4 separate regions of the Homo sapiens genome follow, and regions 1, 2 and 3 are each linked to region 4. Evidence: chromatin loops called from intact Hi-C (ENCODE). Cell type or tissue: dorsolateral prefrontal cortex. All regions are shown on one strand. Region 1 overlaps CMTM4 (CKLF like MARVEL transmembrane domain containing 4). Region 2 overlaps DYNC1LI2 (dynein cytoplasmic 1 light intermediate chain 2). Region 3 overlaps DYNC1LI2 (dynein cytoplasmic 1 light intermediate chain 2). Region 4 overlaps LOC124903699 (a long non-coding RNA gene).

Region 1 (8,000 bases), 220 kb before region 4:
TGCAGTGGCTCACACCTGCAATCCCAACACTTTGGGAGGCCGAGGTGGGTGGATCATGAAGTCAGGAGATCAAGACTATCCTGGCTAATACGGTGAAACCCCGCCTCTACTAAAAAAAAAAAAAATACAAAAAAGTAGTCGGGTGTGGTGGCAGGTGCCTGTAGTCCCAGCTACTCAGGAGGCTGAGGCAGGAGAATCGCTTGAAATGGGGAGGCGGAGGTTACAGTGAGCCGAGATCATGCCACTGCACTCCAGCTTGGGCAACAGTGCGAGACTCTGTCTCAAAAAAAAAAAAAAAAAAAAGTCCTTTTAAAAAGTACACAGGCTTCACAATTATAGCCTGTTTTCACAAAAGAAAGTTCTCTTTTTAGTCCAGATTTAATCTTGTCAGTCATCTGAGAAGTCAAAAACTTACCCTGTTTTTCCATCTAAAAAAGCAATCTATGACATCACCTAGAAATACGTGAGCATTGCTTCTGATACACCATTGGGGGTAAGGAAGGTGTGCGCAGGGCCAACTGTGAGGAGACTGGGGAAGAAGTTGGACAAAAGAGCAAATGAGGAATGTGAACATCTATCTCTCTGAGTGCTACTCAGAGAAGTTCAGGATCCAGCCTTAATCACCCACACAAAACACCAGAGAACCTAACTTCAAACTATTGTTCTTTCTTTTTTTAAAAAAAAATGAGTCTCACTATGTTGCCCAGGCTGGACTCAAACTCCTGGCTCAAGAGATCCTCCCACCTCAGCCTCCCGAGTAGCTGGGATTACAGGTGCACGCCACCACACCCAGCTTTGCTGTTCTTTGATTACTCATTAGACATCTGTGTGAGAGAAGTTGTGAAATCATTTGATAAAAGTGGTATTTTTATTTACAGTGATGGTGACCCACTGCTTTAAATGCACTTTGTCTGTATTCACTTGAATCCAAAGCAACTCTCATCCTATAAAAGACAGCTGTCATTAGGGTTGTAGGAGTCATTAATGCTGGCTGCCAAATATTTGTGGTTCTCCACCATCCAGCACCTTCCCCGCATCCTTTGAATTTGTGTGGGGCCACAAGACTACTTCTGGCTAATGAGCTGCCAAGTGCATCACTTTCAGGTGGAAGACTTTGTTGCCAGTATGAGATGTTCCAGAGACCTCCCTTCACCACAGTGCCCAGCAAGCTCTGAAATGTAGCTGCTCTACCAGCAGTGAGGACACATGGGCTAGAAAGAGTAAGCAGAAAAATGAACCTTGGTTGTTACTACCTAGTATTCTTGCTTTTCCCAACTGCTACGAGGATGGTGCCTTCATCTGTTTGGGAATGAAAATATTTTTCCTGGATCTGAGTTTTTCCTCATCATTAATATCTTAAGAAATCTTAGCACTTTGGGAGGCCGAGGCTGGTGGATCAACTGAGGTCAGGAGTTCAAGACCAGCCTGACCAACATGGTGAAACCCCATCTCTGCTAAAAATATAAAATTAGCTGGGCCTGGTGGCGCATGCCTATAATCTCAGCTACTCAGGAGGCTGAGACAGAAGAATCGCTTGAACCCGGGAGGCGGAGGCTGCAGTGAGCCGAGATCACGCCATTGCACTCCGGCCTGGGCAACAAGAATGAAACTCCGTCTCAAAAAAAAAAAGAAATAAATCTCAGCCCCCAGGCCGAGCACGGTGGCTCACGCCTGTCATCTCAACACTTTGGGAGGCTGAAGCAGGCTGATCACCTGAGGTCAGGAGTTCAAGACCAGCCTGGCCAACATGGTGAAACCCCATCTCTACTAAAAATACAAAAACTAGCTGGGTGTGGTAGCGCAGGCCTATAATCCCAGCTACTCAGGAAGCTGAGGCAGGAGAATCGCTTGAACCCAAAAGGCAGAGGTTACAGTGAGCCAAGATCATTCCACTGCACTCCAGCCTGGCTGACAGAGCGAGACTCTGTCAAAAAAAGAAAAGAAAAGGAAAAGGAAAAGAAAAGAAAAGAGAAATCTTAGCCCCCAGACACTATGTTCTAAACAGTGACTGAGGTTGCTGGGCACAGTGGTGCACACCTGTAGTCCTAGCTACCCAGGAGGCCTAGGCAGGAGGATCGCCTGTGCCCAGGAGTTTGAGGCTGCCTACCGTGAGCTATGATCATGGCTGTGTAATAGCCACTGCACTACAGTCCCAGCAATAGCGTGAGACCCTGTCTCTTAAAAAAAGAAAAAGTTCCTGAGGTGGGTGTGGACATTTGCCTTTATGTTTTAAAAGTCCATTTTTTTTTTAAAGTAGTATTTAGGCAAGTACCATCCCTTTATTCAGCTAAAATTAACTGAGGATCTACTACATGCCAGGCACGATCCTAACTCTAGGGATGCATTGGTGAACAAGCTCCTTAGGGAGCAAATATGCTGCTTTTTTCTTTTGGTCTTGATTCCTTCTCTCTATCTATCCATCTATCTATCTATCTATCTATCTATCTATCTATCCCTGATTTTTTTTCTTCCTAATATATGCATTATTTCCATGACAGGTCATTTCAAATCTATTGAAGAGTATATCCCAATTTAATCATGACTTATATCACCTGGTGTCCTGCAGACTCCACAGTGGGAGCAGGTATGGTCCGTCCTCAGCAGCCTCCCCACTCCCTAAGCCTGGGCTCAACCTCAGCCTTGCACTGGGTTCACACCCTCCTATGAACATGAGTCAGGTCCAGAGCCCGACTCCCTCCTCATGGGGGGCAGGGGCAGGGCTCTCACTGGCACTCGTCTGCTGCCCTCCTCTCCTGAGTATGGCTTCTTTCAGGGCCCCTAATCCCTGTACATGTCAGGATCACAGACATGTATAAGAAAGGCCACGCCCCAGGCAAACAGGGTGAGGCCAGACAACTTCTCCCTCAACCCTGATCGTTTTGTGGCACTTGGAGACTCTCTGTGCTTAAGGTCTCAGTTCCAGTCCAGCCAACACACGCTATTATACACAAAAAGAACTAACCAGGTGCGTGGCTCGGTGCCCAGGGAGGTATCGAGACAAAAAGTGCTGCTGGGATTTGGAAGAGGGAGGGTCAATGAGGGCTTAGGCAGCAGCAGAGGCTTTAGGAGGCTTCCCAGTCAACACCAAACTCAGGTGGTCTTAGAGGAAAAACGGGAGAGAACATTTGTGTGAGATGGTGCCTAACTTTCAAGATGTGTTCCTTGGTTGGCTGGAGGTGGGTGGAAGGTTGGGATACAACCTAGTTCCTCACCAAAGTGCCTCTGTTTTATGTTTATACTCCCATTAGCAGTGGTTCCTAAAGTTTTCTGGCCAAAGAACCGAACACCTGTTAATAGCCTTCTCCTAAACTAATGTTCCAAGACTAGTTTGCAAACCATCGTTCGGGTTTATACATTGGGAAAGTATTTCTGTTGTGCTTTTAAAAAATTCTTTTTAAGGCTGAGACTACAGATGCAGCCTGGCCCTTTCCCTTACAGAGGAGCAGCTCCAAATGGACACAAGTGTGGAGAGTGGTGGGCCCCGCAGACATACAGCTTTGGGTCTTCTCATACTAAGCCCCATGCTGTTCCCACCTTAACTATATCCCTGGTCTTAGGGTATCAGGCACACCAGCATCTTAACAGTCCTGAAAAGCCTCACAGTAAAACCTGTTTACCTTTACTTAATACATGGATGTTACAAGAGCACAGATTTCTTCCCCCCGCACACCTCTTAACACTTTGCACAGCCATGTCTGGAGGTAAACTAGTTTGGGAAACACAAAAGGCATGTGCTGGTCAATACTCAGCTTTGTCACGTCATGCACAATTTACAGAGTAAAAACATGGAAGCTCATTTACCCAGCAGGGGAGCAACTATTAAGGACCCTGTTAACCTAGTGAAGACCTACGAAGCTGAGTGGTGACCACACGCGCACACACAGCAGGGTTCAAAGTGTCTTCAGAATCAGACGAAGCTCTAATCAACTCCAGCACATTCGAAATTCAAATGTCTCTATTCCTGCCAATACTGAAAAAATATCTGAAAGACGAGACAGGGCTTGTATTTAACCACAGACGAAAAAGGCTAGTTGTTAACGGCTGCTGGAAGACCTCAGAATGTGCAGAACAGAGAATCCAGAGGGGGCAGCAGAGAGCAAAGCAGGGACTGTGCTTCCGAAGCCAGCTCCTCTCTTAGCAACCAACAGGGGATGTTAAGATGGGCTCCTGGAGCCGGAACTACAGAAGAGGCACGAAGCCTCTCCGCACCATCTTTCACGGTGTTGAGATGGGGAGTTTTAAGCCACTCTTTATACACACGCTAAACAACAGATCACCTTAAAACATAAGTTCCCAGGCCAGAAGCCATTTATATGGTCTGCAAACGGGGGCAAATAGTTCTGCAATGCCAGGCACCTCCGAATAACAACGGCTTCCATTTAGGGAGCATCAATAAGGTAAGGAAGCTACAGGGCTCTGCACCAGGCACAGTCCAAACATCTCTGATCCTCACACCCCGACTCAGGAAGCAGGCAGCACCTCCATCGTGTGGCCAGGTCCCAAAGCTAGTTCCTCCCCTACCTCATTCTCCTAGATAAGATGCCTAACATATGACTTATCCAGAGTCTTCCCACCCCTTTCACCATGGGAAAAATCACCATGTATGATTTCTCTTCAAGGAAAGCAATACAAGACCTGGGGTAGCCAGTGCTGAGACTCTGACAAAGCCCACAACATGACTGCTCATTCTCAAAGGGATCTAGCTGTAGTAATATCTTAATTTTTCTAAGAAAAATAATCCATGAGTTTTTTCCCCTCCCAAGGGAGGCCATCCCATGAGGATGATAAACTTAAAATATCACCCTCCTCTCCCTTAAGACAATCGAGCAATGAGCAAATAATGTTTGGTTCTGAAACAAAGGAGCTAATTGCAAGTGTAAATTATTCAATCTGCAACCAAGGTGTTTGCATGTGATCTTTGGTTTCATTGCTTTTCTCTAGCAGTGCCCAAGCTAGGACCTGAGGGTAGCAAAGAAGTAATAGAAAATTACCTGCTCTGGAAGGGCAGAGATGGCCCTCAGGAGCTAAAGCCACCTGGGCTGGCCAGCAGGACTAATTAGTCAACAGTGATTAGTTGAGCAAAGGAGCCAAGAGGTGGAGGCAAGTAAGTTCCTCATTGTTGACAAGAAAAGGAGAAATGGGGTCAAAGGGAGAGGCTTCCAAGGACTCAGGATGGTGAAAGAAAACAAAGCGCAGGCAAGGCTGGGGTGCAGCAGACGGCAGCAAGGTGTGCACTCTCAAAGAAAGCCCGCCAGCCTCCGAGGCCACACTCCACTCTAAGTGGTGCTTACCGCAGACCCCTGAAGGCACCGTTTTCCACTGAGGACAGAAGCATTGGGTTGTTGATGCCCCAGAAAGCTTGGTTGGGTCTGGGTGTGGCCTGTGTCACTAAGGCCTATTCAATCAGTGTCCCTGACAGATGTTTCAAGCGGGTTCTCTGTGTAAACAATTTTGATATTTTGGAATTCTAAAGCCATAAATAAGAGTTGAACTTTGGACATTGCATTCAATTCAATTTTTTGGCAAGATTCTCACCTTCAACGTAAATTTTCATACTTAGAAGCATGCTCTAACGCATACATTAAATCCACAGGTTACCCATCAACAACGGCTGGATACTGTATCACAGGCTCCAATTAAAATAGGTTTATTTTTTGGTATCTAACTACTTAGAGCACACAAACAGGGTTATCCAATAAAGTGCGAAACATTTTCTTATTTTTAAAAGAAAATCCAGAAATCCTTATTATGTGGTTTGATGATATAACTGCACATGATTTCAGAAAACCACAGGACGGTCAGCATCTTTCTTGCCAAGAGATTGCCCACAGAATCTTATTGCGAATGCTACCCTGCTCAAAAAGTCAAATTTTCAGACCGTTTAAATTAGTAATGGAGCAAAAACAAAGCACATGTAGAGGACAGAGGAAACAAGCTGCCCTTAAAGCATAAACATCTGAAGCTGTTTAACTACACTGCTGCCATTAGGATCTTCTTTTCCCCTTTACTTTCTCATGGTCCTAGCTTCATAGATGAAGCTGAAATCCCAGAAAGCAGTGTCGCATCCCCAGAATACAAAAGCAAAACCTCCCCCTTTCCTTCCTCTTCCTGCTTTACTTCCTGGGTACTTCCCCAACCTAACAACTCTGGCCAACCACCTTAACTGAGAGTAAGGACACAGCATTTCTCATTGAATGAGAAACGAGCAGGCTGGGAGAAGCTTTTTGCTAAAGATTGATTTCAGCCAAAATAGTGAACTGCATATCATACATAAGAGGCCAGATGGAAGTCCATTGGGAAAACCCAGCTCAGTCGTGAGACCCACTACCCTGGCAACCCCCCAGGACCTCTACACCATCCAGAGAGAGAGGTCTTGGAACCAGTCTCTGGGAGAGGGAGATGCAGTGAGCTAAGGGTTAGCAGTACAGGCCCAAACCTATGACCCCCAGGGCCGCCATCCTTACCCCATAGGTCAGGGACTACTGTTCAGCATGGTGGTTATAATGGTGTCCCCAGCTCCAGAGACAGTGAGAACAGTGGAACCTAGAATGTGTGACACTGTGGCCTTCCTTAAAAAGTCTATATTTGCTGAGCCCTTCTACTATGAGTCAAATACAATGCTGGGCACTTCTATAAGCATTCTAGCCTTTAATTTAAAATTCATTCCATCCTGATAGAAACATGGTTGGTTGGGTTTTGTTTGTTTGTTTTTAAGACAGAGTCTTGCTCTGTTGCCCAGGCTGCAGTGTAGTGAGCAATCTCGGCTCACTGCAACCTCTGCCTACCGGGTTCAAGCAATTCTCCCTGCCTCAGCCACCCGAGTAGCTGGGATTAGAAGCGTGTGCCATCATGCCTGGCTAATTTTTATGTGTTTTTTTTTAGTAGAGACAGGGTTTTGCTATGTTGGCCAGGCCGGTCTCAAACTCCTGGCCTCAAGTGATCCACCTGCCTCGGCCTCTGAAAGTGCTGGGATTAAAGGTGTGAGCCACTGCACCCAGCCAGTTTTTAATTAAGATATAATTCACACACCATAAAATTCACTCTCTAAAATACACAATTCAGTGACTTTTAGTATATTCAAAGTTGTGCAACCATCACTATTACACAATTACAAAACATTTTCATCACCCCAGGAAGAACATGGTTTTTAATCCCCATCCTATTGACAAGCAAAGTGAAGCAAAGTTGTTAAGCAAACCAGCCAAGATAAGTCTTGTTAACAGCAGAGTTGGGGTTCAAATCTGGACCCCAGAACCCTCTACAGCACTAGGCACTAGTGATCACCCTCCACCTGCACTGGACTTCCACTGCTCCCCCTTGCCATCCTGCCTCCTGTCACATGGCAGGTGCTCTCCAGGGCCTCGCCTCTGCTGCCTTCTCATGAAACACATGCTTACCAACAGACTCCCTCCTCCAGACTCACACTCCCAAATTCACCCTTCTAGTCTGAATGTCTTTCTAAGCCCCAGACCCAGGCCATAACTGTTCCCCCACAAACTGGGCACCTCTACGTAATATCACCAGGCACCCACAAATGTGAGTGCAAAAATCCTCTTGCCGTTAGCATAGCCCGTCGCACAGTAGTTAAGGAGTGGGGCTCTGGAGGCTCACGGCCCTGGCCCGTGATCCCAGCTCTGCCACTGTGACCCTGGGCACATTTACTTCTCTTCTCTGAGCCTCTCTTTATAAATTGTAAAATGGGTTTTCTTTTATTTATTCAACTGTAAAATGAATTAAGGGGCAATTCTGATGCTAAAGGATTGCTGTGAGGATTAAATGTAAAATACTTTGCACCATGCCCAAGAGTGAGTATTCAGCTAAATGGCAGCCACTGTCCTTACTATGTGAAAGGGCCAACAGAGCCCTCAGATATATTTCCTGTCTTCACCAAGCTCCAGTCCAGTAAAGAAATGTGAACATGTAGAATGTACCCGAATTTCCTTTTTGTTTTTTGGGTTTCGGGGGGCTTTTTTGAGACAGAGTCTCACTCTGTCACCCAG
Region 2 (8,000 bases), 140 kb before region 4:
ACTGTACTCCAGCCTGGGCGACAGAGCAAGACTCCATCTCTATCAAAAAAAAAAAAAAAGTCAGCCGCAGACGGTGGCTCACACCTGTAATCCCAGCACTTTGGGAGGCCAAGATGGAGGGATCACCTGGGGTCAGGAATTCCAAGACCAGCCTGGCCAACATGATGAAACCACATCTCTACTAAAAATACAAAAAATTAGCTGGGCATGATGGCACGCGCCTGTAATCCCAGCTACTCGGGAGGCTGAGACAGGAGAATCGCTTGAACCTGGGAGGCGGAGGTTGCAGTGAGATCACGTCATTGCACTCCAGCCTGGGCAACAAGAGCAAAACTCCACCTTGGAAAAAGAAAAAAAAAGTCACTGGTACACCCTCCATGGACCATGACTTCTACTGGAGAGGTTCTACAACAGGGCCACATATGTAATTTAGGCTATACCTCAACTCACCCAACACCCAGTTCCCGAGAACCCAAATGTACACAAATCCCACTCTCAATGTGCCAAGGAAACCTGCATGGTAGTAAGGCAATCCCACTGAAAGCACGGCACACTGCTCAGTAGGAAATGAAGACCTGCTTCCTTGCTTGGCTATTCAGGACACTGCAGGGTCTGCAGGGCAGGTGTCTGCCTCTCCATCCTTGCAGCACTACTCAACCACAAGAGTCACAAGTCTCCAGGGCCCTTCTGTACCTGACTTCTTGGCTGTGCTCTGCACCCCACCAGCACCAGGACTTCCAGGAGAGCCTGTCTTTTTACTCAACAGACTGTTGAAGAAGCTGGCCAACACCCCTTCACTTGCTGCATTATCTAAGGAAAATTAAAGAGAAAAAAAAGCATCATATAAACTGGAAGACTTAAAATTAAACACCCTAGTTCTCAGCTTGGCATTAGCCACTTGTGGCTATCAGCTTCCTAGGATATTGATAACATTCATTCGCTACGATGCCTTTACACTGCTACTGCTGAGGCTACTTAGCATGATTACTAAGTGGAACCATGTTTACATTTCCCACTTGTTTGGGAGCAGAATAGATAACCTGTGCTCCACACCACCTCCCCGTCCATGAGACAGTGTTTTTCAAAGTTGCATGAGCACTTAACATTCCAAACCTGCTGTGAAAAGCTCACATCCTGAATAGAAGACACCCATCAAACAAGCATTAAATAAAACTGTTTTTTAATGATTTTACTGCAGGCAGTATCTGTGAGTATCACTAAGTTACTGGGATAAAAGCTACTTAATCTGAAAAGTAATTGAGCTTGACAAGAGAAGTGAAGGGGGAAAAATCCCCACAATTCATAGACAGTCATCATATAAACATAATGAGAAACAAAGTTACAGATTCAAAATACACATTTTAAAGTGACTCCCTCAGCCAGGGGTGGTGGCTCACGCCTGTAATCCCATCACTTGGGGAGACCAAGGGCGTAGGACTGCTTGAGGCTAGGAGCTTGAGATCAGCCTCGGCAACGTAAGTGAGACCCCTACCTCTATAAAAAATATTTTTGTTTGTGTTTTTTTGAAATGGAGTCTTGCTCTGTCACCCAGGCTGGAGTGCAATGGCACAATCTCGGCTCACTGCAACCTCCACCTCCCAGGATTAAGCCGTTCTCCTGCCTCTGCCTCCCGAGTAGCTGGGATTACAGGTGCCCACCATCACGCCTGGCTAATTTTTGTACAGAGAAGGTTTCACCATGTTGGCCAGGCTGGTCTCAAACTCCTGCCCTCAAGTGATCTGCCCGCCTCAGCCTCCCAAAGTGCTGGCTTGAGTCACCACGCCAGGCCTTTTTTTTTTTGAAACAGTCTCTCACTCTGTCACCCTGGCTGGAGCATGGTGGCATAATCACAGCTCAACTGCAGCCTCAATGCCCTGGGCCCAAGCAATCCTGCCGCTTCATCCACTTGAGTAGATGGGACTACAGGCAAGCACCATCATGCCCAGCTAATTTTTCAATATTCTGTAGAGGCGAGGTCTCACTATGTTGCCCGGGCTAGTCTCGAACTCTTTAGCTCAAGCTATCCTCCCACCTTGGCCTCCCAGAGTACTAGGATTATAGGCATGAGCCACTGCATCTGGCCTACAATAAAAATTTTAAAAATTAGCTGGGCATGGTGGCACACGCCTATAGTCCCAGCTACTCCAGAGTTGACATGGGAGGATCACTTGAGCCCAGGAGTTTGAGGCTGCAGTGTGCTATGATCGTATCACTGTGCCACAGGCTGGGTGACAGAGTGAGACCCTGTCTCTAAAAAAATAAAGTTACTATTTTGCATTCCTCTCTGAAGGAATGAGCAGGGCCTAAGTGAGGTCTCACACAGAGCCAGGTGCATGGGCTACCAATTCTAACAAAGGAACAGGCCCTGGTCTCTGCCTACCATGGACCTTCTTCCTCTGGAATGGGGGAAATGGAAAGTAGCCCTTATCGGGGAAGAGAATAGCCTGGCTTCCATGAGTCTCCACCTTATAGACTCAGCCACCCAGCCCCTGCAGGGCTCAGGTCTAAAACTAAACTACTCTCCAAAGAGACATACTTTTGAGGAATACATACTTTTGATGTTTGGGTCCGGCTTTTTTACTGACGTGCCTGGGGAGGAGCTAGGCACACTGGCTGGCCCTCCCCGACCCTGGGTCCTTGGAGAGCCAGAGGGTCCTCTTGCAGGAGATTCCTAAGTCCAAAAGCAGCTAAGGTCACACACAGGCATAACAATAACAAAAAATACATATGCCACAAATGGAGACATGCTTCTGAGGGATATTTTTCACAGGCTATGGTACAGGACTGGGAGTATGCTCTCAATTCAAGCCCTTTCTGGCTCTCTTTCTCCTGAGAGAAAGACATCCAGATAACAAAGCCAGCTCACTCTAATTCCCAGAGTTGTATTCTTTCATCAGAAACTTCTTGAGTTTCTTTTATGTTTCTGGTCATGGGTCTTTAGGGAAACCAAATTCCCACTGAAAATACAAAACCCACACAAATATACGCTCTCACAAATAATGGTATAAAGTTTGATGACACCCACAACACTGGGCCTTGACCCTCTGTTTAGTGTAAGGTACTCACAGAAGCTCTCGTGGGAGTGGCTGGTTGCTTGGCAAGGAGTGACTGCAAAGAGAGGGACAAACTGGCTATTAACCAAGGCCTGCAGAGAGCACTGAAGGTCTAGAGAAAAACTTACTCCAAGTACTCCACTAGAGGGCACTATTAACAACAACTAAGTCCTATGTTTTATACCACAGATGCCAAAAAATTTTAATTGAGCCGTTTGGTATATGGTGAAAAAAAATACTCCAAGTAACCAGTTTTGAAGCTAAGGAAGCAAGCAAAGGACAGAAAGGAAAAAGATGGAAAAAGAAGGAAACAGTTGGAAAAAGAACCATCAAAACTTCCTGCTGACCTGCCTGTACCACTGGGCAGATGATAGGTGGACCCAGGACACATCTAACAATAATCTGGGTGACAGAAATGGGAAGTCTGCATTCTAAACTGTCAGCTTGGGGAAGTTACTCTCCTCATCTGCAAAACAGGCATCACCTGCCTTTATGTACAGGGCTGTGTGAGGCTACATGAAATAATGGAAGTGTGGTCAGGTTACTTGGTTAACTGTCAACATAGGAAGTATTATGCCAGAAAACCACATTTCCAAAGAAAGAGCACTTAAAAGATGCGAATCCTACTATTCCTGTAGGAGAGTCTGCAAGGCAGGTAGGTGATCTCCTAAGGAGGTGGTCCATCCCCAACTAATCCTAGAAATAAGGAGGGAATGAGGAGACCTGGTCTCAACCCCTCTACCACTGCAAGCTCTTTGTGACTTCCCACATGCAGACACCCCCAACCCCACCCTAGGGACTGGCATTTCATGCATGAGAAGGCCTCTGTTCTAACCTCACTGGTCTTCTTACCTGTTGCTTCATTAGGAACACCTGCTCATCTTCTGCTGCCAACTCTTTGTCGTGGACCAGCTGTGAAACAACATACATGTTTGTGGCCACAGGCCAAGAATACTCCTAACCACTGTCAAACTTCATGCCGAAAGGAGAGTCCGAGGCTCAGGCTTCAACACAGGTCTGGGAGATCCCTACTGAGACTGCAGAGTAATATTTTTCTAGCCTGGCACAGACCTCTCCCAAAACCAGCCGCAGCATGTAGCCAACTGGCATTTTTAAGTCTGGCAGGTTCTAAACACCTCAGGGTCTGCAGGACATCACATGAGGGGATCCAGTAACAGTAATCCAGAGGCAACGGCAGCACTGGCAGGACTTAATGGGAAACACCACCAACTCCAGGTGAGCATTCCATCACTCCTTCCCACCAGCCCTGAGCCATTTACATAACGCCAGACCTCATTTAAAGATCAACAAAAAGGCCCTGGGACTTACTACTCCCCACTACCCCCCACAAACTATACAATGTGTAAGACCTGTTTCTTTATAGTTTTTTTTTTTTTTTTTTTTTTGAGATGGAGTCTCGCTCTTGTCACCCAGGCTGGAGTACAGTGGCCCGATCTCGGCTCATTACAACCTCCGCCTCCCAGGTTCAAGCAATTCTCCTGCCTCAGCCTCCCAACTGCTGGGATTACAGGAATCAGCCACCACGCCCCATCTTTATAGGCTTCTTTTTGCATTAAAAAACACCTAAACCCTTTTTCTTCTTTTCTTTTTTTGATATGGAGTCTCACTCTGTTGCCAGGTTGGAGTGCAGTGGCGCAATCTGGGTTCACTGCAATCTCTGCCTCCCAGGTTCAAGTGATTCTCATGCCTCAGCCTCCCAAGTAGCTGGGATTACAGGCGCTTGCCACCATACCCAGCTAATTTTTGTATTTTAGTGGAGATGGGGTTTTGCCATGTTCGCCAGGCTGGTCTCAAACTCCTGACCTCATGTGATCTGCCCGCTTTGGCCTCCCAAAGTGCTGGGATTACAGGCATCAGCCACCGCGCCCGGCCCTAAACCCTTAAAGCAATTGTCTTTGACTACCTTTCTCACGGGAGGTTTCACAATAAAGTCTTCATATGCATCTTCCGGCTTCACGGTTGTAAAATTTTCATGTAAAATAGCTATTTTCTTTTCATTGTCCCAGCCTGCAGGTCTAAAGGCAAAGAGAGAGGGACTGAATTGCTTTTCCTGGGGCTGCCTTAGAGCATACTCAGATCACATTCAGGACTCCTGGGTAGGACACTTCTCACAAGATATAGTGTGTAGTTGTTGGGGGTTGTTTGTAGCTTTTGGCAGATGTGCCAAAATACACTGTGGGTATAATCCATCAGAACATCGCAGGTCCTGCTCCATACTGAGTTCATGGGCCCAAGGTCTAAGGAGCCAGTATGAGATCCCATTCCACAGGCTGCCCCACTCAAAAGCATTTAGCACTCTCCCACAACTCTGCCTAGAAGAGCAAGGACACAGTGGGGTCCTGTTCCGACAGAGAATAGGATGCAGAGAGCAGCACAGAAGGCAGAGCTCAGGATGGGATGGTTTTCTTGGGCTCTGACATGGCTCCCCTCCTGTGGGTTGTTTCTCTAAGAATTCTTTCAACAGTTATCTTGTAGACTGGTTCATTAACTTTGCTGGCATGGGAAGATGTGTCCTAGAACCAAGGGGCAAGCAGGGCCTGTGTTTATCCTAGGCCCCAAACCAGAGAAGCACAGAGTCCTTGAGGTTCCTACACCAGTGCTGGCCAGCTCAACATCACAGGGTAGGATGGCACCCAAGTTCCATTATGTGAAGCCACAGCCTAGGGTTCCCACCTGAATCCCTTAAAGGTAGCAATGGTAAAATACCCTGTATGACACACTTTTGAACTCGAGCAGCTCTGAAAGATGGCAACTGACTGATTGTTCTCACAGGCCTCTCATTCTCCATCTGTCTTCTACTCCATAGCTCTATAATCAAGAGGGTGCTTAGCCAGGGTGCTCCACCCCAATATCCTTGCTGACTTTGCCAGTCACCAGAGAGGTAACTACCAACAGGACCAAATGTGCAAACGGGCAGGGCATGATTGAGATACTGCCGTGAGCCATGCAGCCTTCGGAAGCTGAGAGATGCTTCTTCATTCCAGACCAGCCCCAAATCCAACCGGTCTCCTTGCTCCTAGGGATGACATGTGATTTGGATACCAAGTGATTCCAAACACACCTCTCACAGGGCTTGTGCCTCTGGCGCCTGCCTGACTGCTCTGAACAACTATCTAAAATCAGCCCAAGCCTGTAGGTATGCCATCTATGACTAGCCTGAGTGACACTCTCCTTGACTGTGCAGGAGGCAACCCAAATCCCTGAGAGCTCCTGGCTTTCACATTTCCAGCCTCTCACAGACTGCACTCCCCGGCTCCCCCTATTGCAATTCTTTCCAGTCCGCCTGGGATCTACCATTTGTCTTCCAGCATCACCCTCCTGCTTTCCCTGCCATACTTCCTCCATAACCCCATCACTGCCCTTCCCTTCTTCAGCTGTGTATGTCCCCTCTAGACAGTGCCATATGCAAGGAACACGTATCATTCATTTCTGTGTCCTTTGCAGAGAACCTGAGCACCTAGTGGGTGCTGAATAAGGTTTCCTGAATGAATAATGTAATTGTTTGTTAAGTCAGGAGGATACTGAAGCCTGAACATCAATCTGCTAACACAAGTCTTGTCAGAGACCACAGCTTCATATTTATGCATCCAGCAACACTATGATTCTCCAGTGAGAGAAAGACACCAGCTTAGGAAAACAGGTATCCAAGTCTCTATCGAGGACAATCAATCCCGGTGGCTCCCAAAATGTGAAATGCCAGAAGCACAGTAAGCACTTAATATAGCGAAAGCCCATGCTGACAGAGATGCCGAGAGGATGTTTGCAGTCATCCCTGCCAACACACAGATAAAGCAGGCGCTTTAATAGAAGACATTCAGGATCCCCCAAGCACAATTCCCTATATTCCCTCCCCAGCCAGTATTTTACCAGAGTTGACAGTGAGTGCCAAAAATGGCTGGCTTAGGTTTTGGCAACTTGCTCTCGAGGAAGAAAGGCAGCACCCCTGACCACACCACCCACTTCCCTCAGGCAGATGCCTCATAATCCGGAAAGGAACAGAGAGAAGGTGCAGTGAGAGAGCTGGCTGTAGAAGACACAGACAGAAGGCACCTTCCTTGAAGGGGTAAAATGTAAAAAGCAAATGTACTTTAAAAAGAAGAGTTTCAAAGCATCAGCTCAAAATAACTCACATAAAAACGGCATCCTTTTCCACAACTAAGGCAGGTGTGGTGAAGTGGAAACCGTATGTTTTATGAACAATATACTTATACAACAAGTCGAGGTTTTTCTCTTCTTTCACTGATGTGTAAATCAAGGCAGCTCCATCTAATCAATCTGCTCAAGAAAAATCAATTCACTGCAGGAGGAGACAAAATCGAACACATACAACCTCAAAGTACTACTCATAGGTTGATCAGTTTTTGATCAATATATGAGCAACAGAAAGCATTACAATTTTAAAAACTAAAACGCTTATAGTATTACATAGGCATACTGCACACTGGTAAAAATAAATAAATAAATAAAAAAGTAAAAAGGTCATAGTAGCAGATGAATGAAGTCAAAAGCATAAAGCTATGTTGATGCTAGTGGGCTGTAGAGTTTATTTTTTAACGTGTAAATTGTTGTCTTGATCCCACAGATTACTTCCTGAGAAGTAAAGTATTGGCTCTGAGGTTAGCCCAGGAAAACACTCTCAGAGTATCAAGGTACACAGATTCCTTCCCAGACAGATGCCTACATGCGACCAAATTTATCATTAAACCCATCTTTTGAGGGATGGGTGCCAACAGGCTAATGGGCCATCCCAAAAAAGATGGCAGGAACTCATCTCTCACCTCCACCCCAGGGTGTGGAACCACGGCACCAACTGCTATTGGCTTTTTATAGTTAACAGGACTCAAAAGACTACAGACACCACCTCTCTATCATGGACAGCACAAAACATAAACATATGGGAAACACCAGTAGCCTATAAAACAATAC
Region 3 (8,000 bases), 150 kb before region 4:
TCGGCTCACTGCAACCTCTGCTTCCCGGGTTCAAGCGATTCTCCTGCCTCAGCCTCCCGAGAAGCTGGGATTATAGGCGTGTGCCACCACGCCCAGCTAATTTTTGTATTTTTAGTAGACACAGAATTTCACTACATTGTCCAGGCTAGTCTTGAATTCCTGACCTCAGGTGATCCACCTGCATCGGCCTCGCAAAGTGCTGGGAATACAGGCATGAGCCACTGCGCCCAGGCTCGTTTTTTTTTGTTTTTGTTTTTGTTTTTGTTTTTTTTTGAGTCAAGATCTCACTGTGTCACCCAGGCTGGAATTCTCAGCACCTCAGCCTCCAGGGTAGCTGGGACCACAGGCATGTGCCACCATGCCTCGCTAATTTTTTTGATTTTTTTTTTTAGAGACAAAGTCTCAATGTGCTGCCCAGGCTAGTCTCAAACTCCTGAGCTCAAGTGATCCTCCAGCCTCAGCCTCTCAAAGTGCTGGGATTATAGGCATAAGCCACATGCCTGGTCTCTCAAGCCTTTTCAAGAACTGAGGCCTGTGTGTCACACAATTTATTCAGGGCTGGTTCTGTTTGGGGACACTGTCTGCAAGCCAGGCACTGTGCTAGGCACACATCCAGCATCCCTATAAAGGAGATGAGGATTTTCTCACTGGATGCTGAGATTCACTGAGGTTAACTGACTTCTCCATGACTACACAACTGTGAAGTTCTGGGGCCACGACTCAAACCCAAGTCGACCTGAAACAAGTTCCCAGCTGAGACAGCCCAGGTGTTGGGCCTGGGGCTATGGATTACAGTTTTTCTTTTATGTCAGAGCAGTTCTGATTCGGCTCAATGCCAGAAATTATTTACGGTTCCAAGTGTGGGGAGAGCCATCTGGTACAGTGGCTGGTTTGAGGCTGTTCTTGATGATGATTCCTATGAGGACTCAGCACCAGCAGCAGGCAATGTTTGCTGAACTCCCCTTTGTGGCTAGGACTGTACTATCCATAGGCATCAGGGAGAAACCTGCTCCTAGGGGGAAAAAACTCCCAGCATTGTCCTAGTTATGACAAATTCACCAATTCACAGTGCTTATTTCCTCTGGGGCAGGGATTGTGAGGGGGAAGAGAAGGTGGGGCAGGAGAGATAAAACAGAGGCTGAAAGGTACTATCACCAGAGTCCAAATTCCAAGGCTCATAAAAACATGGACCTTTATCAAGCCTCAGAAACCCGGCATGTGAATGTTCTCAAAGGGTGTTCTGTGGGACCTGGAAGATGCCCACAGTCAAAGACGTGTCAGACCTACCAGTCACCCATAGAACAAATCAAACCCAAAATCTGTCTAATGCAGTGGTTACCAGACTGGGAAAGGGATGGGGGAAGAAAGGATGAGGAAGGCTGGTTGATGGGTATAAAGTGACAATTAGATAGGAGGAGTAAGTTCTGGTATTCTATCACATAGTAGGATGACTATGGTTAACAGTAACGTATTGGGCCGGGCGCAGTGGCTCACGCCTGTAATCCCAACACTTTGGGAGGCCCAGACAGGTGGATCGCTTGAGTTCAGGAATTTGGGACCACCCTGGACAACATAGTGAACCTCATCTCTACAAAAAAATACAAAAATTAGCCAGGCATGGTGACATGCACCTGTAGTCCCAGTTACTTGGGAGGTAAGGTGGAAGGCTCACTTGAGCCCAGGTTAAGGCTGCAGTGAGCCATGATTGCACCACTGCACTCTAGCTTGGGTGGCAGAGCGAGACAGTCTCAACATAAATAAATAAAATAAAATATACCTTCTCGACACCCACATATTTTCTATATACAAAGCTTAAACAGTGACAGTGTTGTGTCCTATATACTCCAAAGTTTAATTCCAGGCTAGCATTTGTTAGATGATTTTGAATAGGTAAAAAACAGATTCACAAACTGTGCCAAATATTTTAAATATCAAGGGCAGATGTTAACAGGCCACAGCTGCACTCCCACTCTTTAAAATAAATTATTGCCCTAAAAAGGCATATAAATTGTTGAACTCTTCCCAGAACAAAAACTTACATGCTTCACATTAGGTTTGCCTTTTCTAGCAGAACTTTAAATAGTTCTTTGAAGATCCTGCTTGGGTGAGATTTGTGGGGAGGCAGGGCAGGGAGGATGGAGGAGCTTGATGATCACTTAGGAATGTCAGTTAATTCAGTTCTACACAAGAAATAAGTTTGTTACAGAACATTACCCATGAAAATATCTTGTCATTAAATGAATTTTTACATAGGAATTTCTTTTTTCTGTTTTTTTTGAGATGAAGTTCACTCTTGTTGCCCAGACTGGAGTGCAGTGGCTCAATCTCGGCTCACTGCAACCTCCGCCTCCTGGGTTCAAGCGATTATCCTGCCTCAGCCTCCTGAGTAGCTGGGATTACAGGCGCACGTCACCATGACCAGCTAATTTTTGTATTTTTAGTAGAGACGGAGTTTCACCATGTTGGTCAGGCTGGTCTTGAACTCCTGACAACTTCGTGATCCACCCACCTTGGCCTCCCAAAGTGCTGGGATTACAGGCGTGAGCCACCACGCCTGGCCAGTTTTTTGTATTTTTAGTAGAGATGGGGTTTCATCATGTTGGCCAGGCTGCTGTCAAACTCTTGACCTCAGGTGATCCACCCCTCATTGGCCTCCCAAAGTGCTGGGATTACAGGCATAAGCCACCGTGCCTGGCCAGGAATTTTTTTTTTTTTTTTTTTTTTTTGACAGTGAGTCCCACTCCATAACCCAGGCTGGAGTGCAGTGGCACGATCTCAGCTCACTACAACCTCCACCTCCCGGGTTCAAGTGATTCTCCTGCCTCAGCCTCCCCAGTAGCTGGGATTACAGGCACCCGCCACCATGCCCAGGTAATTTTTGTACTTTTAGTAGAGACACGGTTTCACCACGTTGGCCAAGCTGGACCTGAATTCTTGATCTCAGGTGATCCACCCACCTCGGCCTCCCAAAGTGCTGGGATTACAGGTGTGACCCACCACGCCAGCCAAATTTTCATAGTAATTTCGTAACAAGGTTAGAAACATTTGAAAGGTTAGGCTTGTCCCATCTGAAATACTGCCCAAGGTTGGGGAAAGGAGTTCTTGACCCACACAGAATCCACCCCCAATTCCTGGCCTCAAACCCCTGCTTTCTCCTCTCCTTTCCGGCTGTGAGTCCCTCAGCGTCAAGCGCAGGGAGACACTTTCGGCCGTCTCACTGTGAGCCAGCAGGGTGTGCTGTTCATCTCCAGTGGGAGTGTCAGCCGCTTCCTTCCTCCAGCTCTCACCATCACTGCTACTGGCCTGTCATCTGTCTCCTGGTCAGAACACACCATCTCTGCCTTATCAATACAGACGGCATCAAGACAGCACTTGGCATCCTTTCGGCTATCTGCAAGCCTTGCAGGGTAAGGAATACAATACTAAATACCTCAGAACTCGGTTGTGGCATCCTGTAGGAGCAGCACCAGGCATCATCACAGTGAACGGTCACAGGATATCCATCCCTCTACGCTCTGTTGTCTTTAGAGATGGTATTTACACCACAAACTGAAATGCCACAACCAAAAAGGGTAGGGGCTAAGAATGAGGTTGCTGGATCAGTGTTACTCAGAGATGACGTCCTAGAGATGTTTTCAAGGTCATTAATCACACTGAAGACCTACCATATGCCAGGCACATGTGTACCTCCTCTAATGTCCACAATGACTAGAAAGAAATTTTATCCCTACTTTACAAAGATGGGAAAAGGAGGCCTGAGAGGGGTGAAGTTCCCCAATTTTGGTTGTTTTCTTGTTTTGCTTCTTGATCAATTTCTCATCCATCTGAACTGCACTTGCTTGATTCAAATGTCACCAGAGAATGAACTAGGACTGGAACCCATTAGTGCCCATGCCCTCCCCAACATTCCAACTGCCTCCCTCCACGGGTTGCTCCCAATCCAGAGGTGGCAGAAGAGGAATTCCAGAGAGGTTAGTGGTGTGTGTAAGGGCCCCTAAGGCAGGTCTAGAGGCAGGCCAGCCTGCTAGCCTCACAGGCACACCTAGGAACATTTGCACTGGTGAAAGTCTGTCTCAGAGCCTGCCAAGGGCTCCTGCCGCAGGCAACACCTAAAGCTCTTCATACCTTAAGAGAAAGGAAATTCCAAGATTAGGAGTGGCAGACACCTCAATTTGCGTTTCCCAGAAAGATACCTGCGACTGCAGCCCCTTCTCCCTTTGTAGAGGATATTGGGTACTTTATCTGCCATTTCTCTCCACCTAGCAAGAGTGACTCTTCCATCCATCATGGCAAGGGGAAAAGGTTGAACAGCAGCACACAGCTGCTTACGACCACAGATGAAAACACTCTCGATTGATACATTTTCCCCATCTGCTTTATTATTTATTTTTTTGAGACGCAGTCTCACTCTGTCGCCCAGGCTGGAGTGCAGTGATGCGATCTCGGCTCACTGAAACCTCCGCCTCCCAGGTTCAAGTGATTCTCCTGTCTCAGCCTCCTGAGTAACTGGGACTACGGGCTTGTGCCACCATGCCTGGCTAATTTTTGTATTTTTAGTAGAGATGGGGTTTTACCATGTTGGCCAGGCTGGTCTCGAACTCCTGACCTCGTGATCTGCCCACTTCAGCTTCCCAAAGTGCTGGGATTACAGATGTAAGCCACCGTGTGCAGGCCCCCAACTGCTTTAAATGAGCACAGAGTATCAGCATACCACCATGATTAGCTGAAACTCAAGCTAGACTGCCTGGGTTCAAATTCTGGGACCTTAGTAGCTACTTACCTTATCCATGTCTTAATTTCCTCAATCTGGAAACTAAGATGGACATCAGCAGAGTTGTTGTGAAGTTTAAATCAGTTTGTATAAACCACCTAGAAGAGTGACTGGTGGCTGGGCGCCATGGTTCACACCTGTAATCCTAGCACTCTGGGAGGCGGAGGCGGGCGGATCACCTGAGGTCAGGAGTTCCAGACCAGTCTGGCCAATATAGTGAAACCTCGTCTCTACTAAAAATACAAAAATTAGCCAGGCGTAGTGGCGTGCATCTTTAGTCCCAGCTACTCGGGAGGCTGAGGCAGGGAGAATCGCTTGAACCCAGGAGGCAGAGGTTGCAGCGAGCCGAGATTGTGCCACTGCACTCCAGCCTGGGCGACAGAGCGAGACTGCATCTCAAAAATAAAATAAAATAAAATAAAAATAAAATAAATAAAAATAGAAGTGACTGGTATACAGCAATCTCTAATGTAAGCGTTTACTATTACAATGTTAATGCCCGTATTATCAAATAAAATAATCCTCAACACATTTATTCACCAAACTTCCTAACTTAATTTTAAGACAAAATGTAACAATGAATTAATAATCTGTACAAGTGCTGACAGGCACGCAGACTGGTGTGACCTCTATGGAAGGGATTTTGATAATATCTAACAACCACAGACGCGCATTTACCTTTTGAGTAGGTAGGCCCACTGCTAAGAATTTACCCTGAAGACACATCTCCAAAATAAAACACAAGATATGCAGAAGGTTACTCACTGCAGCATTAGATGTAATAATACAAGACTGCAAACATCCTAAATGCCCATCTGCAGGAGACTGGATGAATAAACAAGGTACATTATACAATTGAATAGGATGTAGCCATAAACAAGAATAAACATCTCCATGAACTAATATAAACCAACTTACAGGGAATGCTAAGTGAAAAAGTAGACATGGTGCGTCCACTCAAAAGGCCTACAAGTAATAGCACTCAGTAAAATTAAGTATGCCTATCGTCCAGATCTTGGTTTCCAAAAACCAATCTCCCACTAAAAGAAACCAGGGCTCTAGCCGGGCACGATGGCTCACACCTGTAATCCCAGCACTTTGGGAGGCAGAGGAGGGTGGATCACCTGAGGTCGGGAGTTCGAGACCAGCCTGGCCAACATGGCGAAACCCGTCTCTACTAAAAATATAAAACTTAGCCAGGCGTGGTGGCACATGCCTGTAATCCCAGCTACTCAGGAGGCTGAGGCAGGAGAATCACTTGAATTCGGGAGGTGGAGGTTACAGTGAGCTGAGATTGCACCATTGCACTCCAGCCTGGGCAACAGAGCAAGACTGTCTCAAAAAAAAAAAAAAAAAGAAAAGAAAAGAAAAAGAAAAAAAGAAACCAGGAACCAGGACTCCTTGGAAAAACGGCTGATTCCAGGTCAAAGTCAGGGAAAATGCAAGGTGAGCCTGGAACACCTTTTTGTGCCAGAAAGTAAGAAAATGCTCAGAGATTAAGGGGAGCATATCAAAAGGAAAGAGTTATATCTGTTAAGAGTATAGTATCCAGAATACATAAATAACTCTTACAACCCAATGATAAAAAGTCAAATAGGCTGGGTGCAGTGACTCATGTCTATAATCCCAGCACTTTGGGAGGCTGAGACACAAGCAAGACCCTCAAAACAAACACAAAAAACACAAAAGGCAAATAACCTAATTTTAAAATGAGCAAAGAATCTGAATAGACATTTCTCCAAAGATATATAAATGGCCAATACACACATCAAAAGATGCTCCTTAACATCGTTAGTCACTGAGATACCCACCACCTTCATACTCATGAGGATGGTTGTAATTTTTAAAAACCAAAAAAACCAGGCTGGGTGTGGTGGCTCACACCTATAACTCCAGCACTTTGGGAGGCCAAGGCGGGAGAACCACTGGAGGCCAGGAGTTCAAGACCAGACTTGACAACCCCCAGCTCTAAAAAATAAGATAAAATAAATATGGCTTTACAATGTTATTCTTTCCAGAATTTCTGACAATTTCAAGTGAGACAGGTAAACATTTTTAGTTATGTGATCAGATACCCCATATGATTAGCAGAAAATTCAATGTATCTCCAGTGGGATGATTCACCATAAAGAAAGCCACCAAAACTTGTAAGCAGTCTGGATTCGTGTTTATTGAAGCCAGTAATTAGAGACATCTTTTTTTCCCAGGACTAGAAAGCAAGGTTCCACATGACTGCATACTGCACCCGGACAGAGCCACACCCCTGGACTAAGGCTGGTGGGGGATAATCTGCAGTCTTACTTTTAAGTTAGAAACACCAATAAATTTAGTATACAGACGACAGTGAACTTTCACTTACAGCATTAACATTGTTAAGGTCATGATGTACAGAGCAGTCACTTTCAACTTTGTTAAATTAATAAAACATGACAATGTCTTCAGTTTAAATACCGATTTTAAAATGCCAATCAAAAAAAAGTGCAAACAAAATAACAATCTAGCAGCATTATCTGTTGCATTTTTAGGAAAGACCAATTCTTGGCTGTTATCTTCAGCCACGTATTCAAAGGTGGGCTTTTCTCTGATTTTTTTTTTTATTTTAAAGACAAAAAGCAGATGTAACCATTATAATGTGCATAAATAGTCATAAAATTGTCTTTAACAGTCTACCATACAAGTGTACTCTGCAAATAAAATGAATTTTACTTTAAAAACTAAAGGCTGTTTATTATTTGGCCTTTGGTTCCAATGCTTGAAAACCCCAAAATAACAAAACTCATCTCCCTTCCTCCCACCTCCCAAAAAGAACCCTGCAGCTCCCCAAAGTTGGTAGACTTTGGCAACCACTGAGCACATGACACTATGTATCAGCTTCTTCTGATACTAGGAGCTTCCACTTCTCATGAGTAAATAAAAGTGGTCTCCAAGAAACCTTCCTTCACAAGACATGTCTTAGCATTTCATCAGTTTTAGTATATTTTATATTGACACAAAAAGTGCTTATCAGTTCAAATGATAAAAAATAAAGACAAATTAAAATTTTGCATTAAAATTTAAAATTATACCATATTCCTCTTCGGCATGTGCCTTTCCAGGAATTCTTGTTTCTGAGGTCACTCATTTTACTCCCGGGGACTAAGCGACCCCACCTTTAGTGAGGCCACAAGCTGTTTGGCATCTATTGGTCACTATACCACAATTATCATTCTACAGTCAGTTTACTGTCATT
Region 4 (8,000 bases):
TTGGGAGGCCGAGGCGGGCGGATCATGAGGTCAGGAGATCAAGACCATCCTGGCTAACACAGTGAAACCCCGTCTCTAATAAAAATACAAAAAATTAGCTGGGCGTGGTGGTGGGCGCCTGTAGTCCCAGCTACTTGGGAGGCTGAGGCAGGAGAATGGCGTGAACTCAGGAGGCGGAGCTTGCGGTGAGCTGAGATCGTGCCACTACACTCCAGCCTGTGCGACAGCGTGAGACTCTGTCTCAAAAAAAAAGTAAAATAAAATAAAAAATAAAATTGTATGTATATACACAAATCATGTAATTTTAAATAAAAATAATATTTATGTCAGTATGTAAATGGTGGGGGACAACGCCACTAAAGATGTGATGAAGTCTTCTGATGTTTGTACCCATATTGTTTTTCTTCTTTTTTTTTTTAGAGATAGGGTCTCCCTCTGTCACCCAGGCTGGAGTCTGGTGATGCGATCATAGTTTACTGCAACCTTGACCTCCTGGGCTCAAGCGATCCTCCTGCCTCAGCCTCCCCAGTAGCTGGGGCTACAGGTGTGCACTACCATGCCTGGCTAATTTTTGTATTTTTTGGTAGAGATAGGGTTTCACCATGTTGCTCAGGCTGGTCTTGAACTCCTGGTCTCAAGTAATTCTCCCACACTGGCCTCCCAAAGTGCTGAGATTACAGACATGAGCCACCACACCCAGCCTGTACCTTATTTTGAAGCTCCATAAATAGCGGCTTCAGATGCATACCAGGCAGAGGAAAGTGAGTCTCTTTGCCCCCACGGTGTGAGTTTCCTAGATGATGATAACTCCTGGTAAAATTCTCAACACAAAGTACCATCTTCCCTCATTTCACATGATAATTGTATTCTTGGAAAATATTCTACATTTTAAGACTGTGCAAAAATCCCTTTGTGTTTCCAAATAAAACAGAGCAAGGTTGTAGGTTCAAATGATGATAAACAGATTGTTCATCAGATACCTGTAGAGACCTGGTTAAACAAAACAAAACAAAACAAAACAAAACAAGACTGGGCATGGTGGTTCACGCCTGTAATCCTAGCACTTTGGGAGGCCGAGGCAGGAGGATCACCCGAGGTCAGGAGTTCGAGACCAGCCTGGTCAACATGGTGAAACGCTGTCTCTACTAAAAATACAAAAATTAGCTGGGTGTGGTGGTGGACATCTGTAATCCCAGCTACTAGGGAGGCCAAGGCAGAAGAATTGCTTGAACCCAGGAGGCAGAGGTTGCAGTGAGCCAAGATTGTGCCACTGAACTCCAGCCTGGGCAACAGAGCGAGTCTGTCTCAAAAAACAAAACAAAACAGATCGTTCACCTGTCTGAACATGCTGGTGGGACACTCGAAGGTCAGGAAGAATTCAAACAATCCCTTGTTGTGTGGAACTGGGGAGGAATCCTGGCACCTGTGACCACCCCAAATGCCAGGGGTCTCCCCATCCATGTGACAATCCCTTCCCCGAGATGCTCTTCAGAATGGTACAACAAGCCTAGGGGACGAGAGGAGAAGCTACGCTTGGGGGAAGTGCACCCCAGGAGGGCAGTGAATAAAGTGTTGGGGTTGGTCTGAAGGAGGCGGAGGCCCAGGTGGGAACATTGACAAGGGACTCTGAGGTGCAGCATCCCCATAGCCAAATCCTGGGGGAGCAGGCTGGTCTCTGGGGGTGGAAGGTGGGGGGACCCTATAAGGGCCTTGCTGCCCAAGACCCCAGGCTTTCTGCAGAGGATGCAACAGAACCTATACTTCTCTGGGTCCTGCATGGACCTCTTCTGCTCAACTGCTCTGGGCCCTCCACGAACTGCACCCCTGAACAGACAGTGGGGGCCCTGTCATCTATAGCTCCTGTGGAGACCTCTGTGGGCTGAAAACCCACTTAAGTCACACACCAAGAGGATGACGGGGTCCTCAAGTATGTCACTAAACAGAAAAATAGTCCAAAATGATACCGAACTGACAAGTAACTACAGGGAAGGTAAACATAATTGTGATTTCCCTCATGTTGCTTTTGTTTTAATAAAATGTTAAGTAACAAATTGTTTTAGAGCACCTTCCTTTGGTGTCTTTGAGAACATGCTCCATGTGCCTGTGGAATGGCCCATCAGTGAACAGTCCATGAACTGACTCATTTAATCAGACCCAAGACCTTTTTAAAAAATAAGTAATTAATTAATGTTTTGAGAGAAGGTCTCACTGTGTCATCCAGGATGGAGTGCAGTGGCGCTATCATGGCTCACTGCAGCCTTAACCTCTTGGGCTCAAGCGATCCTCCCAACTCAGCCCCCAGAGTATCCACCACTCCTAGCTAATTTTTTAAATTTTTAGTAGAGATGGAGTCTCCCCATATTGCCCAGGCTGGTCTTGAGCTCCTGACCTCAAGCAATCCTCCCAGCTTGGCCTCTCAAAGTGCTGGGATTACATGCATGAGCCATTATGCCCAGCCAAGACCCCAAACCTTCTGAGATAGGTACTATTCTTTCTCTCATTTTTGTTTGTTTGTTTGAGACAGAGTCTTGCTCTGTCGCCCAGGCTGGAGTGCAGTGGCAGGATCTCGGCTCACAGCAACCTCCATCTCCCAGGTTCGTGATTCTCCTGCCTCAGCCTCCCGAGTAGCTGGGATTAAATGCACCTGCCACTACGCACGGCTAATTTTTGTATTTTTAGTAGAGACGAGTTTCACCACCTTGGCCATGGTTGGCTAGGCCGGTCTCGAACTCCTGACCTCAGGTGAGCCTCCTGCCTCGGCCTCCCAAAATGTTGGGATTACAGGCATAAGCCACTGTGCCCGGCCTTATTCCCATTTTGCAACTGAGATACTGAGGATCAAATTGATTAAGACATTTGCTCTGGGTCACACAGCCAGGAGTTGCTCGGGCCACGATTGGTCTATCCCAGAACGAAGTCTGAGCAAGCTCTAGGCCCCTGAAAAGGAGTAAAGCCCCCCGCCCCACACTAGGTCCCTGAAAAGGAGTGAAGACACACACACACACACACACACACACACACACACACACACACACACTCCACACTCTTCCACACTCTTCCTCCCTCCACTCTGGGAAATGAGAAGCTCAGGTGCTTCCCGCAATCTGTTCTCGCCCCCTGGTGGCCACGTTTAAAGCTGCGGCTGTGTCTTCAGTGCATCCTAGCCGGGGATCCACCACCCGGGGCCTGAGCCTGGCTGTGCTGGAAAAGAGTTTGCCTGGCAGGTTGCTACTTGTCAAACTATATAAAATATTTTTGCTGTTGTTTATCTCCTGTTTCACTGATGCCCTCAGCTCTTGCTTCTTCTGCTGGCTAGAAGCTCCGGCACTGGACGGAGCAGACAGCTGGCCAGCGCCACAACCACTGGACTCCTGGGGAAAGGACGTGCACTTCTCCCCGAAACTATGAAGGATAGAAGAGGGCAGAGGGCCGGGCGCGGTGGCTTACGCCTGTAATCCCAGCACGCAGGGGCTCACGCCTGTAATCTCAGCACTTTGGAAGGCCGAGGAGGGCAGGTCTCAAGGTTAGGAGTTCGAGACCACCCTGGGCAACACAGTGAAACCCCATCTCTGCTAAAAGAAAGAAAAAAAAAAACTAGCCAGGCGTGGTGGCACATGCCTGTAATCCCAGCTACTCGGGAAGCTGAGGCAGGAGAATTGCTTGAACCCAGGAGGTGGAAGTTGCAGTGAGCTGAGATCGAGCCACTGCACTCCAGCCTGGGTGACAGAGCGAGACTTCATCTCCAAAAAAAAAAAAAGAAGAAAAAGAAGAGGGCATTCCAAACAGGGAACAGCAAGGGCAAGGGCCTGGAGGCAGTTACATGGAACTGAAGGTGTGAGAAAAAGCCAAATTAAAGTTGACCCAGGCCAGGCATGGTAGCTCATGCCTATAATTCCAGCACTTTGGGAGGCCAAGGTGGGTGGATCACTTGAGGTCAGGAGTTCGAGACCAGCCTGGCCAACATGGTGAAACCCCATCTCTAATAAAAAAAAATACAAAATTAGCCGGGTATGGTGGTGGGTGCCTGTAATCCCAGCTACTTGCGAGGCTGAGGCAGGAGAATCGCTTGAACCCGGAGGGCGGAGGTTGCAGTGAGCCGAGACTGTGCCATTGCACTCCAGCCTGGGCAACAAGAGCTACACTCCATCTCAAAAAAAAAAAAAAAAGTTGACCAAGGCGGGGCGCAGTGGCTCACGCCTGTAATCCCAGCACTTTGGGAGACCCATCACTTGATCTACTTGGGTGGATCACTTGAGGTCAGGAGACCAAGACCAGCCCGACCAACATCTCTACTAAACCCCATCTCTACTAAAAGTACAAAAATTAGCTCGGTGTGGTGGCGTCTGCCTGTAGTCTCAGCTACTTGGGAGGCTGAGGCATGAGAAGCTTGAACCTAAGAGGCGGGGGTTGCACTGAACCGAAATTGCACCACTGCACTCTAGTCTGGGTGACAGAGCCAGACTCTGTCTCAAAAAAATTTTTTTTTAAAAATAAAATAAAGTTGACCCAGTCTTCAGCATAGCCTGGAGATGGGGGTGCCCTGATTACAGTGACAGGTCCTAGTTCTTCAGACAGAAATAGCTCTTGAGCCAAGGAAAGGAGGGCAGCTGTGCTCCAGCACTCTGCATACTTCTCCCTGCCCCCCATTCTGCAGTGAACACACAGCTGGGGGAGGGTCTGCCCCCACAATATACATGGGAACGGCTGCCCCCATTCAGCAGATAGAGAAACTGAGGCTCCAAATGCAGTTGAGGTTCCTTGCACAAGTCACTCATTTGACCAATGGCAGTGCTGGGATTCTTGTGTCTGCCCAGCCTCTTAAACTGCCACATCACATGGGGTACCCTGTGCCAGGGGAGGCTCTTGTCTTTGGGGAAAGTAGAGGTCATGGGCTGTGCACTTCCTACACAAGCCTCCAGGCCAAAGTGTCCTCCTGGTCCTCAACAGGGAAGAAAATATACCCAGTTTGGATTCTCAGACTTCTATGGAGAACTGGGTTGTTCAGGTGAAGGTTTATAGGGTTTGATTGTTGCTAATGGCTGATTAAAGAGTGCTTGACTTTCTATGAGTGTGTTTGAAACTGTATTTCCCATGGAGGCAGTGGGGGTCAGGGAGCAGGCTCAGAAATACCCATACATTGTTAGCACCCTGGAAATGAAGGCAATGCATGGGTATATTTAAATTATAGTCTTTCTTTACCAATGATTTTGCAAAGGAAAAAGAGGCTAGGTGCAGTGCCTCACGCCTGTAATCCCAGCATTTTGGGAGGCCAAGGCTGGCAGGTCACCTGAGGTCAGGAGTTCAAGACTAGCCTGGCCAACATGGTGAAACCCCATCTCTACAAAAATACAAAAATTAGCCAGGCATGATGGTGGGTGCTTGTAATCCCAGCTACTTGGGAGGCTGAGGAGGAAAATCGCTTGAACCTGGGAGGCAGAGGTTGCAGTGAGCTGAGATTGCACCATTGCACTCCAGCCTGGGCGACAGAGTGAGACTCTGTCTCAAAAAAAAAGAAAAGAAAAAGAAGCATAGGCCGGGCATGGTGGCTCATGCCTGTAATCCCAGCACTTTGGGAGGCCAAGGCGGGTGGATCACCTGAGGTCAGGAGTTCAAGACCAGCCTGGCCAACATGGTGAAACCCTGTCTCTACTAAAAATACAAAATTAGCTGGGCGTGGTGGTGCATGCCTGTAATCACAGCTACACGGAAGGCTAAGGCAGGAGAATCATCTGAGCCCGGGAGGTGGAGGTTGCAGTGAGCCAAGATCTCACCACTGCACTCAAGCCTGGGTGACACAGTGAGACTCCATCTCAAAAAAAAAAAAAAAAAGCATAAAATAAAAAATTAAAATTAAGTTATAGTCATTATCTAAAGATAAATAAATAAAAAACCACAGCATGGAGCTGGAGATGCTAACTGTCTTCCCTGGAGGAGCATACAGGAGCTCTCTCTCTGACTTTGGAGATGTCCAAACTGGCTCCTTCAACTACTAAATGTGGGAAGCTTCCAGGAAAGTGGCTTGATGGGAGTCCAGAGAATGGGGTCCAGACCCACCTCAGCCAGGAGCTTAAAGTGGGATTCTAGAGAACCTGCAGAAGAAGGCCGGGTGCGGTGGCTCACACCTGTAATCCCAGCACTTTGGGAGGCCGAGGTGGATGGATCACGAGGTCAGGAGATCCACACCATCCTGGCTAACATGGTGAAACCCCGTCTCTACTAAAAATAAAAAAAAATCAGCCGGGTGTGGTGGCACGCGCCTGTAGTCCCAGCTACTCGGGAGGGCGAGACAGGAGAATCGCTTGAACCCTGGAGGTGGAGGTTGCAGTGAGCCGAGATGGCACCACTGCCCTCCAGCTTGGGCGACAGAGCGAGACTCGGTCTCAAAAAAAAAAAAAGAGAACCTGCAGAAGTCAGTTTAGGTCTCTGTACTTTATTTTACACCTTAAAGAATGGATGGGCTGGGCGAGGTGGCTCACATCTCCAATCCCAGCATTTTGGAAGGTCAAGGCAGGAGGATTGCTTGTACTCAGGAGTTTGAGACCAGCCTGGGCAACATAGTGAGTCTCGTCTCTACAAAAAATAAAACTTAGCTGGGAGTGGTGGCACATGCCTGTAGTCCCAGTTACTCAGGAGGCTGAGGCAGGAGGATTGCCTGAGCCCAGGAGGTCAAGGCTGCAGTGAGCTATAATCACGCCACTGTACTCCAGCCTGGGCAACAGAGCAAGACTCTGTCTTAAAAAAAATGGATAGAAGGGTGTCTCACAAAGTACATGGGTCCAGCCAGATGTGACTAGTTTCTACAGCAAAGAGGAGGTTCATGGGGAAACATTTGGCATTGCTGCAATAAAACTGGATGGATTCCTTTTACTGCAGAATTTTAAAGCCTTGACTATACACACTGTGCATTCTGAATCTCTTCCAAGGTGGGGTAGTGGGCTATGGATCTTTTCTCTCAGAACATTTTGTGGGATCGTGTTCCAGGGAGCATGCTTTAGGAAAGCAGGAGGGAGATGCCCTCTCAAGTCCTTTCCAGCCCTGGCCCAAGGGTTGGAGATGGGGCAGGCAGCCCTGGCCATAAAATCCAAGCCCTTCCTTTGGCCCACAAGGCCAGGACCTTTGCCCCTGCTGTTTTCTCTCCATAACTTCCTTCAGATCTCTCCCGAAAGCCTTCCTGGATTTCCTATCTACAAGGGCGGTGCCTCCAGTCCTCACCCACAGGGCAGGTGCAGCTGCAACCTGGCCTCTTCTCTGTTGCCTTCTTGCCCCAGAGAGTGGGTGTGCTGTGTCTTCTTCCCTCCCACTCCTATGTGTAAGTGTGTAAGGCAGACTTTAATGAATTGTTCCTGATTATTAAATATATGTTCCATGTTTAAAAATAAGAAAAGTAGGCCAGAGGCGGTGGCTCACGCCTGTGATCACAGCACTTTCGGAGGCTGAGGCAGGAGGATTGTTTGAGTCCAGGAGTTTGACACCAACCCCGGGTAACAGAGCGAGACTCTGTCTCTATTTAAAAAAAAAAAAAAATGAGTAGGGCTGGAGTGGTGGCTCACACCTGTGATCCCAGCACTTTGGGTGACTGGAGAGGATTGCTTGAGCCCAGGAGTTCAAAACCAGCCCTGGCAACATAGCAAGACCATGTCTCTATTAAATAAATTAGTAAAAAAAAATTTTTTTTAATTAAAAAGATATAAGAATAGTAAATAATGAAATAAATGGAAAAATAAAGAATGTAAGAGTTCCAGCTGGGCTGTGGTGGTGCACACCTGTAGTCCCAGCTACTTAGGAAGCTGAGGTAGGAGGATCTATTGAGCCCAGGAGTTCAAATGCAGTGAGCTATGATTGCGCCACTGCACTGCAGCCTGATGGGAGACTGTCTCAAAAATAAAGAAATAAAGAAATAGACCTACAGTTTTATGACCCAGAGATAAGCATTGGTAACTGCTGGCTTGTGTGTCCTACTAAACTTTTCTCTGCATATAAACAGGTGTGCACACGGGGAG

Evidence for each region. Peaks named below come from ENCODE experiments on the same cell type or tissue, not always from the same donor. Only the 100,000 strongest peaks of a DNase experiment are listed, where the experiment ranks them.
Region 1: it touches region 4 in a loop (3-fold over the local background); 21 of 110 quality-filtered maps call a loop at or near these places.
Region 2: it touches region 4 in a loop (2.8-fold over the local background); 83 of 110 quality-filtered maps call a loop at or near these places.
Region 3: it touches region 4 in a loop (4-fold over the local background); 70 of 110 quality-filtered maps call a loop at or near these places.

Annotation. Positions count from the first base shown.
Region 1 is chr16:66,647,041-66,655,040 of GRCh38, forward strand. All of the region lies in intron 1 of CMTM4 (CKLF like MARVEL transmembrane domain containing 4), which reads right to left. Among named protein-coding and RNA genes, the nearest start is that of CMTM4, 46 kb to the right of the region's middle. RefSeq lists an enhancer at 3,946-4,240. In dorsolateral prefrontal cortex, CTCF peaks have their summits at 4,088 and 4,290; a DNase peak (open chromatin) is centred at 4,101; H3K4me3 peaks cover 1,164 bases; H3K27ac peaks cover 1,311 bases.
Region 2 is chr16:66,725,135-66,733,134 of GRCh38, forward strand. It overlaps DYNC1LI2 (dynein cytoplasmic 1 light intermediate chain 2), which reads right to left. Exons shown (of 13, transcript NM_006141.3): 7 at 7,205-7,340; 8 at 4,978-5,089; 9 at 3,906-3,965; 10 at 3,067-3,108; 11 at 2,554-2,671; 12 at 694-810. Among named protein-coding and RNA genes, the nearest start is that of DYNC1LI2, 22 kb to the right of the region's middle. In dorsolateral prefrontal cortex, CTCF peaks have their summits at 3,191 (motif pointing right) and 3,393; no DNase peak of the experiment used is centred here; H3K4me3 peaks cover 281 bases; H3K27ac peaks cover 3,858 bases.
Region 3 is chr16:66,713,977-66,721,976 of GRCh38, forward strand. DYNC1LI2 (dynein cytoplasmic 1 light intermediate chain 2) reads right to left here. Exons shown (of 13, transcript NM_006141.3): 13 at 6,917-8,000. Among named protein-coding and RNA genes, the nearest start is that of CMTM4, 21 kb to the left of the region's middle. In dorsolateral prefrontal cortex, CTCF peaks have their summits at 3,243 and 3,447; a DNase peak (open chromatin) is centred at 3,245; H3K27ac peaks cover 2,209 bases.
Region 4 is chr16:66,864,881-66,872,880 of GRCh38, forward strand. The region is part of intron 1 of LOC124903699 (a long non-coding RNA gene); the gene reads right to left. Among named protein-coding and RNA genes, the nearest start is that of PDP2, 12 kb to the right of the region's middle. RefSeq lists a silencer at 154-347. In dorsolateral prefrontal cortex, a CTCF peak has its summit at 3,151 (motif pointing left); a DNase peak (open chromatin) is centred at 3,141; H3K4me3 peaks cover 362 bases; H3K27ac peaks cover 72 bases.